Regions from separate parts of the Homo sapiens genome. Here region 1 is linked to region 2. The links are chromatin contacts, found by Hi-C or POLR2A ChIA-PET in ENCODE. All regions are on one chromosome and are shown on one strand. The core of a region is the stretch at or near the end of the contact, and the rest is flanking DNA. Distances in the headings are between cores, read along the strand shown. Region 1 holds the start of FLVCR1 (FLVCR choline and heme transporter 1). Region 2 holds the start of SMYD2 (SET and MYND domain containing 2).

The links. Hi-C counts contacts between places; a loop is a spot of excess contacts on that map. ChIA-PET counts read pairs that join two places held with the same protein, here RNA polymerase II (POLR2A). Pooled maps may share reads with other maps.
Region 1: a map of B cell shows a loop between it and region 2 (20-fold over the local background). The contact joins the promoter of FLVCR1 here to the promoter of SMYD2 in region 2. A Hi-C loop is called at or near these places in 1 of 168 maps with a recorded cell type or tissue (B cell) and 8 of 50 pooled maps. POLR2A ChIA-PET finds 5 or more read pairs at or near these places in 3 of 52 experiments (PC-9, T-cell and activated T-cell).

The regions. Positions count from the first base shown.
Region 1 is chr1:212,854,999-212,860,827 of GRCh38, reverse strand. FLVCR1 (FLVCR choline and heme transporter 1) reads right to left here and starts at 2,553. Exons shown (of 10, transcript NM_014053.4): 1 at 1,638-2,553. The coding sequence starts at 2,375. FLVCR1-DT (FLVCR1 divergent transcript) reads left to right here and starts at 2,690. Exons shown (of 2, transcript NR_027286.1): 1 at 2,690-3,062; 2 at 3,910-4,224. It also overlaps the pseudogene RPS28P2. RefSeq lists silencers at 2,103-2,312, 2,393-2,452.
Region 2 is chr1:214,277,859-214,282,983 of GRCh38, reverse strand. SMYD2 (SET and MYND domain containing 2) reads right to left here and starts at 1,825. Exons shown (of 12, transcript NM_020197.3): 1 at 1,557-1,825. The coding sequence starts at 1,729. LOC124904509 (a long non-coding RNA gene) reads left to right here and starts at 1,948. Exons shown (of 2, transcript XR_007066876.1): 1 at 1,948-4,270. RefSeq lists silencers at 1,406-1,565, 1,596-1,715, 1,736-2,025 and an enhancer at 2,305-2,870.

The sequences.
Region 1 (5,829 bases), core at 1,304-3,803, 1.4 Mb after region 2:
GCTGGCCAGTATCTGTATGAGTCTGAAGCTCCTTTATTTATTCAACATGGTTTTATGGAGAGTAATAAATGCTGGTGATACAGCTGTGTACATTCAGACCACATTCCTATTTTCATGAAACTTACAATCTAATGGTGGGGATAAGAGAAAAGTAATAGGTAAGTAACATATGAACATGTAAACAATAACATATGAGACAGGGATGAGTGCTATAAGGAGAATTAAAGTAAAATAATGTAAAGAGAGTGACTGGGCAACTCTAAATGGGATCAAGAAATGCTACTGAATATTTAAAAATGAATTTAAACTGAGAGATGTGTGACAAAGAAAATGTAATCATGGCCGGGCGTGGTGGTTCACACCTGTAATCCCAGCACTTCGGGAGGCAGAGGTGGGCAGAGAGCTTGAGCTCAGCAGTTCGAGACAAGCATGAGCAACATGGAGAAACCCCATTTCTACAAAAAAAAAAAAAAAAAACCACACACACAAAAAACTTTATAATAGCTTCTGTCCAAACCTGCAGATGCAACCAACTCAAGTATCAGTCATAAATTATTTTGGACAAACAACTATAGTTCAACCTACTCCATCTTCTGTACTTTTAGATAAGGGAAATGACTATAAAGCAATAAGCATGTAGATTCTCATGCCTTGGCCACCTGAGTAGCTGGAATTACAGGCATGCACCACACCATGCCCCACTAATTTTTGTGTATTTGGTTTTGCCATGTTGGCCAGGCTGGTCTCAGACTCCTGGCCTCAAGTGATCCGCCTGCCTCAGCCTCCCAAAGTGCTGAGATTACAGGCGTGAGCCACCACGCCCAGCCCAGAACTTTTGGTTAGCAGTCATTTATGTGTCCCTTATGTGCCAGGAACTGTGCTGACTGCTAATATATGAAATTAAAAGGGAGCTGTTCACAATGACCTCTCAAAATGGAAACAATCTTCCCAGAACCCAATACCTTCCTTTCACAAATACACTGGTGACAAAAATAATACCCCAAGTCTTGTTCGTTACTGCATTGACAAATTTTCCATGTTAGGCATACACAAGCCAATACAGTTAATTATTATTATTATTATTATGGTTACAGTTTATTATTATTATTTGAGACAGAGTCTCACTCTGTCACCCAAGCTGGAGTGCAAAGGTGCAATCTCCGCTCACTGCAACCTCCACCTCCCGGGTTCAAGAGATTCTCCTGCCTCAGCCTCCTGAGTTGCTGGGACTACAGATACCCGCAAGCAGGCCTGGCTAATTTCTGTATTTTTAACAGAGACGGGGTTTCCCCATGTTGCCCAGGCTGGTCTGGAACTCCTGACTTGAAGTGATCCACCCACCTCGGCCTCCCAAAGTGCTGGGATTACAGGTGTGTGCCACCGCGCCCGGCCCAGTTAATTATTTTATAGGTAATTTTCAAAGCAAGATGACAAGGTCGTTTGGAAAATTTTGTCCTTACAAAGAAATTTATAGCCCACTTCAATCCAAGACGGCCTCCTATTCAACGGCTTCATCTCCTCTTTTATAGACAAATACCTCCTGGGGCAGTTCATCCATACAGGCCATAGTTCTCACGGCCTATGACTTTTTCCGGTCTTTTAAGGATCTGACTTTCACCTACCACTCCAGTACTTACCTGATTGCCCAGCACGGCGGTGGCACAAGCTGTGGACACCTCTTTGGGCCCAAACCACACTGAGGCGATGCGGGAGGGCAAGCCCAGGATGAACACCTGGGCCACCGAGCACAAGCACTGGCCCAACATGGTGACCCAGAAGAGATGCTGCTGCACACTGCCGCACTTGATCCAGGCACCCAGGCAGTTGAGGCCGGAGCCCAGCAGGGCGGTGAGCCGCAGGCCTCTGGTGTCCAGCAGCCAGGTGGCCGGGAAGATGAGGGGCACGTAGGCCAGCATGTACACCATGGACAGCCAGTCGATGTGCAGCAAGGTGACACCGTAGAAGCCCTCGAAGACGTTGCTAATGATGCTGTACTGGATCCACTGAAAGGCGTTGACCAGCGAGTACAGGCTGAAGATCAGGAGCACCACGAAGCGCCGCGGGGAGAGCGCCGTAAGGGGCAGCGGGCTGCTCTCGGCCCCCGGGGTCTCAGCTCCCGCGCCCGCAGGCAGCAGCCGGGCCTGGGTCTCCTCTTCTGGGGCCAGTGGAGTCTGAGGCCCGCCCAGAACTCCCGAGGCGGCAGCGAGGCTGTCCCGGGGGGCCCCATTCACCGGGAAGGTGCCCGCTTTGGGCCCGTTCTGCAGCTCCACGCTCTCCTTCCCAACGGGCGCGCCCCTCGGCAACGGGAGGTATCCTTTCGCGAGCGGGTGTCCGGGCGCCACCGCCGCCCCCTCCTCATCGTCTGGCCGCGCCATATCCCAGGCTCCCCGGCGCCACCTCGCTCCCCCGCCCCACTCCCCGACTCCGCTCTCCCGGCCCACAGCCCGAGGTCCTCCTGGGGCCCCACCTCCAACCCCTCGGCCCACCGCTCCTTCCCCGGTGGCGCGCGCCGCGAACCGCAATCCGCGCTACCGCGTGAACAGATGAAGGTCTCCTCCCCCGCGCCGCGCGGCAGTCACCCCTTGTCTGGTCCCGCCCCTAGAGTCGCGCGTCCTGCATGACTACGGCCCTCCGGCCAATCAGCGTGCGCCTTTGTCCGGCGCGAGAGCCAGTCGGGGAGCTACCGGGCGAGAACTTCGGGAGGCGGGGGAGGAAAGCGGCCGGCGAGCGCTGGCTGACATTTTCCTGCCCGGAAGGATGCATGGCCCGGGGTCTCCTGCACCTGAGGGTGGGCGGGAGGCGGCCCCGCGGGTTGTGTTGCTGGAAAAAGGGGTCTCGATCCAGACCCCAAGAGAGGGTTCTTGGGTCTACTTCAGGGAAGAATTGGAGGCGAGTCACAGAGCGCAGTGAAGGAAGCAAGTTTATTGGAATCTACTCCGTTAGAGAGTGCAAGTCCTCAGACTGCAGGAGGAGGAACTCCCGTCCTTCGGTAGTGTCACTACTTAGAGGCAGCTGTGAGGAGCTGTGATTAATCGTGGAATGTGCTGATGTGCCCACTAAAGGTAGGGGCTGTTGGTGCACTAATGACCATTAATCCTTCAACCTAAGCCTGCGCATTGACGTTATCTCTGAGTAGAGGGCTGGGCCGGGCTCGGTGGCCACGTCTGTAATCCCAGCACTGTGGGAGGCCGGACAGGAGTCTCCCTTGAGCCCAGGAGTTCGAGACCAGCCTGGGCAACATACTGAGATGCCATCTATTTAAAAAAAAAAAAAAAAAAAAAAAAGCCAGTAGCCAGGCGTGGTGGTGCATGCCTGTAGTCCCAGCTACTCAGGAGGCTGAGGCAGGAGAACTACTTGAACCTGGGAGGCGGAGGTTGCAGTGAGCTGAGATCGCACCACACTGCCCTCCAGCCTAGCCTGGGCGACAAAGTGAGACCTTGTCTAAAAAAAAAAAAAAAACTCAGGACATCTGGACAATTCCGCAGACTTGGTGGGAGATGTCCTGTATGGCCATAAATATTGTGTAATTATAATTGTTGGTCAGCTTAGAATGCGGCTATTTTCAGACCTTTAGCATTAACCTTATAGGTGCCTTGTGAGTGCCTAGTTACTCACTTTAACATGCAGTCGCTCTAGCCATGTTTTATTAAACCAGATGCCTGGTAAGCAGTGGCTCCTCTAACAAGTGGGCAGCTTGGAACTGGGAACGAGAGAGCCACCGAAACAGAATGAGGGAGACAAAGAAGTGGGCATCACCCTTAACTCCACAAGGGCTTCCCAAGGGCGCTGTACCGTACGCAGGCCCAGGACGAACTTTATTTCTCGCCCCAGCATCGCTGTCCTTGTCGGTGAGACCCTGGCTTTAGGGCAGACAGGACCACGTTTCATAAGTTCATGCTGTCCCAGCAGAGGAATAACGCCAGAAAGTGTTCCAGTACAACCAGAGAAAGAGAGTCCATGAGAAATCTGCCCTTGTGAAGTTGGAATCCCCTCAACCTCACCCCGCTGACTTGAATGAAGCGACTGAGACGGGCTATGATGGAGCAGATCCGGTTGCTCGACCTTCTCCCTTGCACCAACACATGTAGTTAATAGTTACTGGACATGCATATTCAGTGGGTTCCAGGTACCAAACTTGTATTGAATGGTATGTGCCAGACACCGTCTTGAGATCTGGAGAATAAAAAAATAAAAAAATAAAAACGAGACATCCAGAGCACAGTAGCCTTGCGGTCTTCCTGGAACTAGAGAAAATTCAGCCCTTCTGCTCCTTGGGAAGCTATGTTTGGGAAAAAAAAAAAAAGAGAGAGAGAGAGACTCCAAAGAGTTTGTTATTAAATTTAAGTTCAAACTAGGTGTATATAGTACAAAAGTTCTTACCATGCATTTAATCTTAAAATGTGCTGATATCTAGAACCCTAAAACCCTGCACTTTTTTATTGCCTCTTACATTATTATTTTGGTCATGTATGAAATATATCAGGCATCTCTCGGTACAGGTGAAATGCTACATGTTCTAAACTAAGGAATAAGTGCATTATTATAATGTCTTCCTTGGCCAAACTGTATAAATCCCCCCCTCCGCCCGCCCCGGCCAACATCCCTTCCCTGCTTTTTTTTTTCTTTCTTTCCTAGTGCTTACCTTCACCTAAAATGTCCTATATTTTTACTTTTTTTTTCTGGTTATTTTCTTTCTTTCTTTTTTTTTTTGACAGTCTTGCTCTGTCACCCAGGCTGGAGTGCAGTGGCGCGATCTCGGCTCACTGCAACCTCCACCTCCCAGGTTCAAGCGATTCTTCTGCCTCAGCCTCCCGAGTAACTGGAACTACAGGCCCGCGCCATCATGCCTGGCTAATTTTTGTATTTTTCTTTAGTGGAGACAGGGTTTCACCATATTGGCCAGGCTGGTCTTGAACTCCTGACCTCGTGATCCGCCCGCCTCAGCCTCGCAAAGTGCTGGGATTACAGGCCTGAGCCACCGAGCCTGGCCTCTTTCTTTCTTTTCTTTCTTTCTCTCTCTCTTTCTTTCCTTCTCTCTCTCTCTCTCGGCTGACCACCAAGCCTGAGTACTTTTTGTATTTTTTGTAGAGATGGGGTTTTGCCACATTGCTCAGACTGGTCTCAACTGATCAGCTCACTTCGGCCTCCCAAAGTGCTAGGATTACAGGCATGAGCCATTGTGCTGGGCCTTTTTCTGGTTATTTTCTCCCTGCCCACTAGAATGTGAGTTCCATAAGGGCAGGGCTGAAAGTTTTGTTGCTTTTTGCTACCGCTACTATTTTTCAAGAATTTGTAACCAGTGTACTTTGTGCGAGTACCTAGCACATAGTAGCTGTTCAATAAATATTTACTGAGTACAGCTAATGAATACTGAATTACCGTGAATATTTTAAATAATTACTTGCTTTGTAAAGAAATCTATTTCTTCTCTCTGCCCAACTGCTGCTGCATCGCCATCACAGACACCAGCCATGTGCAGCCTATCTAGCTAGCCAGGGTCACCAAGGTCCTGGGCAGAACCAGCTCTCAGGGACAGTGCATGCGGGAATTTATGGAAGACACAAGCCACTCCATCATCCACAGTGTAAAAGACCCCATGCGCAAGGGCTATGTGCTCACCCTGTTGGAGTCAGAGCGAGAGGCCTGGAGGTTGCACTGAGCTTGGCTGCTCACTGGGTCTTGGATGTTGGGTTCGACCACTTGGTCCATGAGAATGCTGTGCCATGATCTGCTCCTTTATTTTATTTGCCAGCCGCACAGGAATTGAGATATGCATTTAAATAAAGTGTTTGTGTGCCAAATTAGAAAGAAAAGAAAGGAAAGAGACAA
Region 2 (5,125 bases), core at 576-3,075:
GAGGCTCCTTCTGTGCTGCCTGACCTGCTTTGCTCCTGCCACTGCAGACACCCACGCTGCTGCAGACTCCGAGCCACAGCAAGGCTCAGAAGATCAAGGGACCAGTCACAGCAGCCTTTTTAACTTTGGGAAAACCCAATGCTCACTTCACTCAAACGTTGCAAAGTGGTGCCATGACCCTTTAGCTCTTGGCTCACCAATTCAAAGAGCCACATCACATACAGCCCTTAAGCTGCCCACGGCATGATTCCGTGTCTAGTTCCTTTCCAGGTCCCCCCAAGCGGAAGACAGTTCTGGCAGGGAGTCTGGGCAAGATTACTACAATATTTAGCCTTTGTCCCTTCTTTTGCTACGTCTTATTGTAGAATGAGGCACACAGGTCTGAGAGATTGAGTATGCTGGACTTGAGACCTGTACTCAAAAGGTCCCTGCAGGACCGCAGGTCAGCTTAATCCAGCCCAGGAATCTCCATTTCAAAGATGAAGAAACTGAGGTTCAAAGAAAGCAAATCATGGTCTCTACTCAGAGTACTGGAAGGCCTGATATAAACTTAACCCCAATGCCATGCCTCCTGCCTTAGTAAATTTACTGAGCACCTAACCAGTGAGAAATAGGCAGAAGTGAATAAGGCCAGATTTCACTCCCTTCACTACTGGTGTGAATGGATAAAGGTAACTCCACTTTCTCTCTGGGCTTTAGTTTTCTCATCCATTAAGTGAAAGACAAGACTGAATTGGTGATTTCTAATGTGCCTTTAAGCTCTGAAACTCTCATAAGAGTTGAGGATATAATTATGTGTTGGTGTGTGCAAATGTATATGCATCATATATACAAACACAGACACATATATACATATGGTATCTTACAATTAAATACCATTAGCAACCACACATCTTGCCCAATCCCTTCCTGCGACCATGTTTTCCTAATCCCAAACCGAAACTGGACACTGCAACTCATCGTCGCAGCACCTCAGAATCCAGGGGGTGTGGTCAGTGCCCACTGGCGTCCCTCCAAACACCCATGTAAGCGTACTTTAACATGTAAGCGTACTTTACAAGACATATACTAAGTCATTAAATTCCTTGGAAGAAACGGCCAATCTGAGGCAGGGCTGGACTGTGGGTAACAGAACACACCGCAGGAAGCATAAGTTAAAGGTGACAGCCCGTGGCTGCCCAAATTTGGGGCTCCGCTGCCAATGCACCGGGAGGGCAGTGAGTGCCCAGGCTTGGAACAAGCCTGGCTCGGAGCCCACATTTGAGGGCAGGAACCTGCACGCCCGGGTTTGCGCATCCAGCGTGAGCAACTCTGAAAACGTGCAGTGCAGGGCGTGCAGCGGGGCACCGGTCCTGTTTCCTCTCGCACGTGGCGCCTGGCGTGGGGCTGCAGCGCGGGGCCGCAGCGCGGGGCCTCCTCCCCTCCCCGCCCCCCACCCCGCCCCAAGGGCCGGCGCTAGGACCCCGCGAGCCGCACGCACTTCCTGGCGCCGCCGTCCAAGCCTCCCGCTCGGCGCCCCCGGCTCCCGCCCGCCGCCGCCGCCGCCGCCGCCCTACCTGGTGAAGCAGTACTCGCAGTGGTTGCCCCGCTCGTTGACCGTGAGCACGTAGGCATAGGCCGGGCAGGAGAACAGCAAGTCCCCCACCTGGAAGGGCTGCAGAGCCCGCAGCCCCCGGCCTTTGCCCGGGCTGCAGAAGCGCTCCAGGCCGCCGAGGCCCTCGGCCCTCATGGTGGCGGCGGGGCGCGGCCGCCGGCTGTGCCCGAGCTGCGGCTCCCGGCGAGCTGTTATTGGAGACGCGTCACCTAGAGCTGCGGGGGGCGGGGTGGGAGCCGCCCGGCGGACGCGGCGGCGGCTCCCCGCTCCCCGGAAGGGAGGGCGGCCCCGCCCGGGCCTCGCGCGCCCCCGCGGGGAGGGGGACGGGCCCGGCGGCCCCGCCTAGCGCCGCGACCCTCGGCGGCCGCCCCGCGCGCGCTCCGGGCCGTTTCCGGTGTGGCCGCGACAAAGAGCCGCAGCCCCTGTGGCTTCTGCGAGGAGGCGTGAGGCGTGTGCGCCTCCGCGGCGTCTCCACGGAGCGAGCGGGACGCGCCCTCCTCCTCGGTGGGAGGGAGGGGGGTCACCTGCGGGGACCAGGTATCCGAGGGCCACCCCTAGACAGTCAGCCTGGCCCGAAGGATGACCAGCCCCCGGTAAATAGAAGGGGGCGAAGCCAGCTCCGAAACCTTACGTTCGCTGTCCCTTGTAAAGACCCTAGAGGCAGTGATCGGGGAACGCCAAGGAGAAAGCGGCAGAGGGGAAACCACAGTAGAGAAGTTTGGTGTGCAGAGGGTTGAAGTGTGCTTTTCCAAGGTTAGAGGTTTTTAAACCTTGTGGCTTTAATGGGAACGTAGTTTGCCCTCTGCTCCTCTAGTGGAATTACATGGACGGAAGAGGAAATGCATTGGCCGGCCCAGCTCACCGAGTCTCTGAGGCATGCTGCGAACGTTGCAGAGGAAGCCAGAGAGAACCTTGCCTTCAAGGAATTTAGGCTGTTGGGGGATAATGCGATGCTGTGGCCAGTGTCCAGGACACTGCGCTAGAGTTTGCAGTAGTTTTAATATGCTTGACCACCCACGAACTGTGATCTTAGAAAAGTCACTTGGGTTAGGAGTCAAAGGATTTAAAGCCCACAAAGCCTGAAACGTAAATCCTATACACATGCACGCTATTACTTTTCATATGAGAAAGGAAAATATAATCCGTGTTCCACATGATTATGTAAAGACTGGAATTGATGTACATGCAGTAAAGACTAAAATTGTGACGAGATCATTTAGCAGAAACCACTACTTCAAAATAGGACCTCAAACAGTTACCTGTGTAAGTTCAGGACTGGTTGAGCAAAGGGAAAGGATTAATATGATTGGAGATGTAAAATCAGTGGAATTTTTGGCATTTCAGTAAAATGTCTTTATCAGCTGGGTGTGGTGGCTCAGCCCTGTAATCCCAACACTGTGGGAGGCCAAGGTGGGAGGATCATTTGAGCCCAGGAATTGGAGAGTTGGAGACCAGCTTGGGCAACATAAAGACCCCGTCTCTATGGGAAATTAACCACCTCTCAAGTGGTGCTGAGGTGGGAGGATAGCTTGAGCCTGGGAAGTCAAGGTTGCAGTGAGCTGTGGTGACTCCATTATACTCCAGCCTGGGTGACAGAGCAGGACCTTGTCTCAAAAGAAAACAAAAAAGCCCTTATTAGTGGCAAACTAAATAAGCCTCTAACCCGTCTTCAAGTAAAGGAAGTTATGATAGTATTTTCATTTATGCATTTTAAGAAACTTCGACTGACTATGGCCAGCAACTGGGATAGAAAGATGGACATCAGCCGGCTGTGGTGGCTCACGCCTGTAATCCCAGCACTTTGGGAGGCCGAGGTAGGCGGATCACCTGAGGTCGAGAGTTCAAGACCAGCCTGACCAACATGGAGAAACCTCATCTCTACTAAAAATACAAAATTAGCCAGGTGTGGTGGTGCATGCCTGTAATCCCAGCTACTCGGGAGGCTGAGGCAGGAGAATCGCTTGAACCTGGGAGGTGGAGGTTGCTGTGAGCCAAAATCGCACCATTGCACTCCAGCCTGCGCAAGAAGAGCGAAACTCTGTCTCAAAAAAAAAAAAAAAAAAAAAGTGGACAAAATGTAGTCCTAGGTCCTTGCATTTGGCACATTCAAGTTTGATAATACCATTAGTTATTGAGTATTGTTGACCAGGCATCGTGCTCCATCATTAAACACATTATCTGGTTTATCTTTACAACAGGCTAATGAGTTAGGTATTATGCCCCTCATTGCCAAAATTAGGAAGGAAACTAAGACCCAGAAGGAATGATTTTCAAGGCCACACAATAAATTGCAGAATTTGGTTTCCAAGTCAGTCTGAATTCAAGGTCCATGTTCCTAACCACAGTGTTTTGCTGCAAACAAACACAGTTCACTGGGATAAGTGCAGTTATGGTGGCTTGTACAAAATGTTCTGTGGTAGTACAGGCAGGGAGTGACAGCTTTAGCCTGCTAAACAGTCAAGACAGGCATCACATTCAAGTAACGTTAGAGCTGAGCCTGAAGGATGGACAGGATTTTGCAAGTGGAGGTGGGGAGAAGAGTTTTCTGGGCAGAGAGAACTGCGTACAAAGACAGAAGACCCTGAAAGCACAGAGCTTGTAGTTGGGGGCCCCTGAGCATCTGGAAGAGAGGACAGGAAATGAGGCAGGAACAGCTGAAGAGCATCTTCTCCAGAGGTGAGTTCTGCCCCAGAGGCCATGGGAGAGCCAGTTAAAGCGTTTAAGTGAGGGGTGGCACATTGAGTCCAGTGTTTTAGACTGATCTGCCAGCAGCATTGTGGGTTGGCTGGGGTGCCAACATTCAGCACTTCATAACTGTTTACATGTATATAAACAGCCTTGGCATGTGAGACCACTGACAGTTTGCATTTGTCTGTGTGATGACCTGATTAGTGTTTACATCCTCCACCAGACTGTACAAGCTCCATGAGGGCAGGGAATGAGTCTGTTTTTGTTACCCTTACATCACCAGCTCTTATCACTACTCCTGGAACACAGAGAGAATGGAAAAAATATTTAAAGGTTGAATAAACGTCATGGAATCTCATTCTGATTTCTGGGGGCTCTAACCAGCAAAAAGATGAAAAGACTGACGTAGAAGTAAACAATTACAATACAGTAGACAGTTTACTGTTTCAATGATTAATTGTGCAAAGTAATCTACCTGTTTACTTTTTTTATTGCAAGTAACTTTTTCCACTTTAATTGGGAAAGATTTCCACAGCTGAGAAAAAAGCAATTACATAGCTACCGAATTATCTTTCCAGATGAGTGCTGGCTTATTCTTGAGGGTGGAGGTGACTGTGATTTGAGAACACTGGAAAAGAAACCGCCTCATTTCAGAAAAATCCCTGTGATGAACTTAAATGACTCGAGATGGGGAAATGGTCACTGAAGCAGTAGCCATGAATTTAGGAGCTTAAATTACTAAGAAAACTGTGTTTAAAATAAACAGCCAAAGAATGGCAATAAACCAGCCCGGGGAGACTGATGACAGCGCTCTTCATGAAGCCCATACTTGTCACTCTGCCA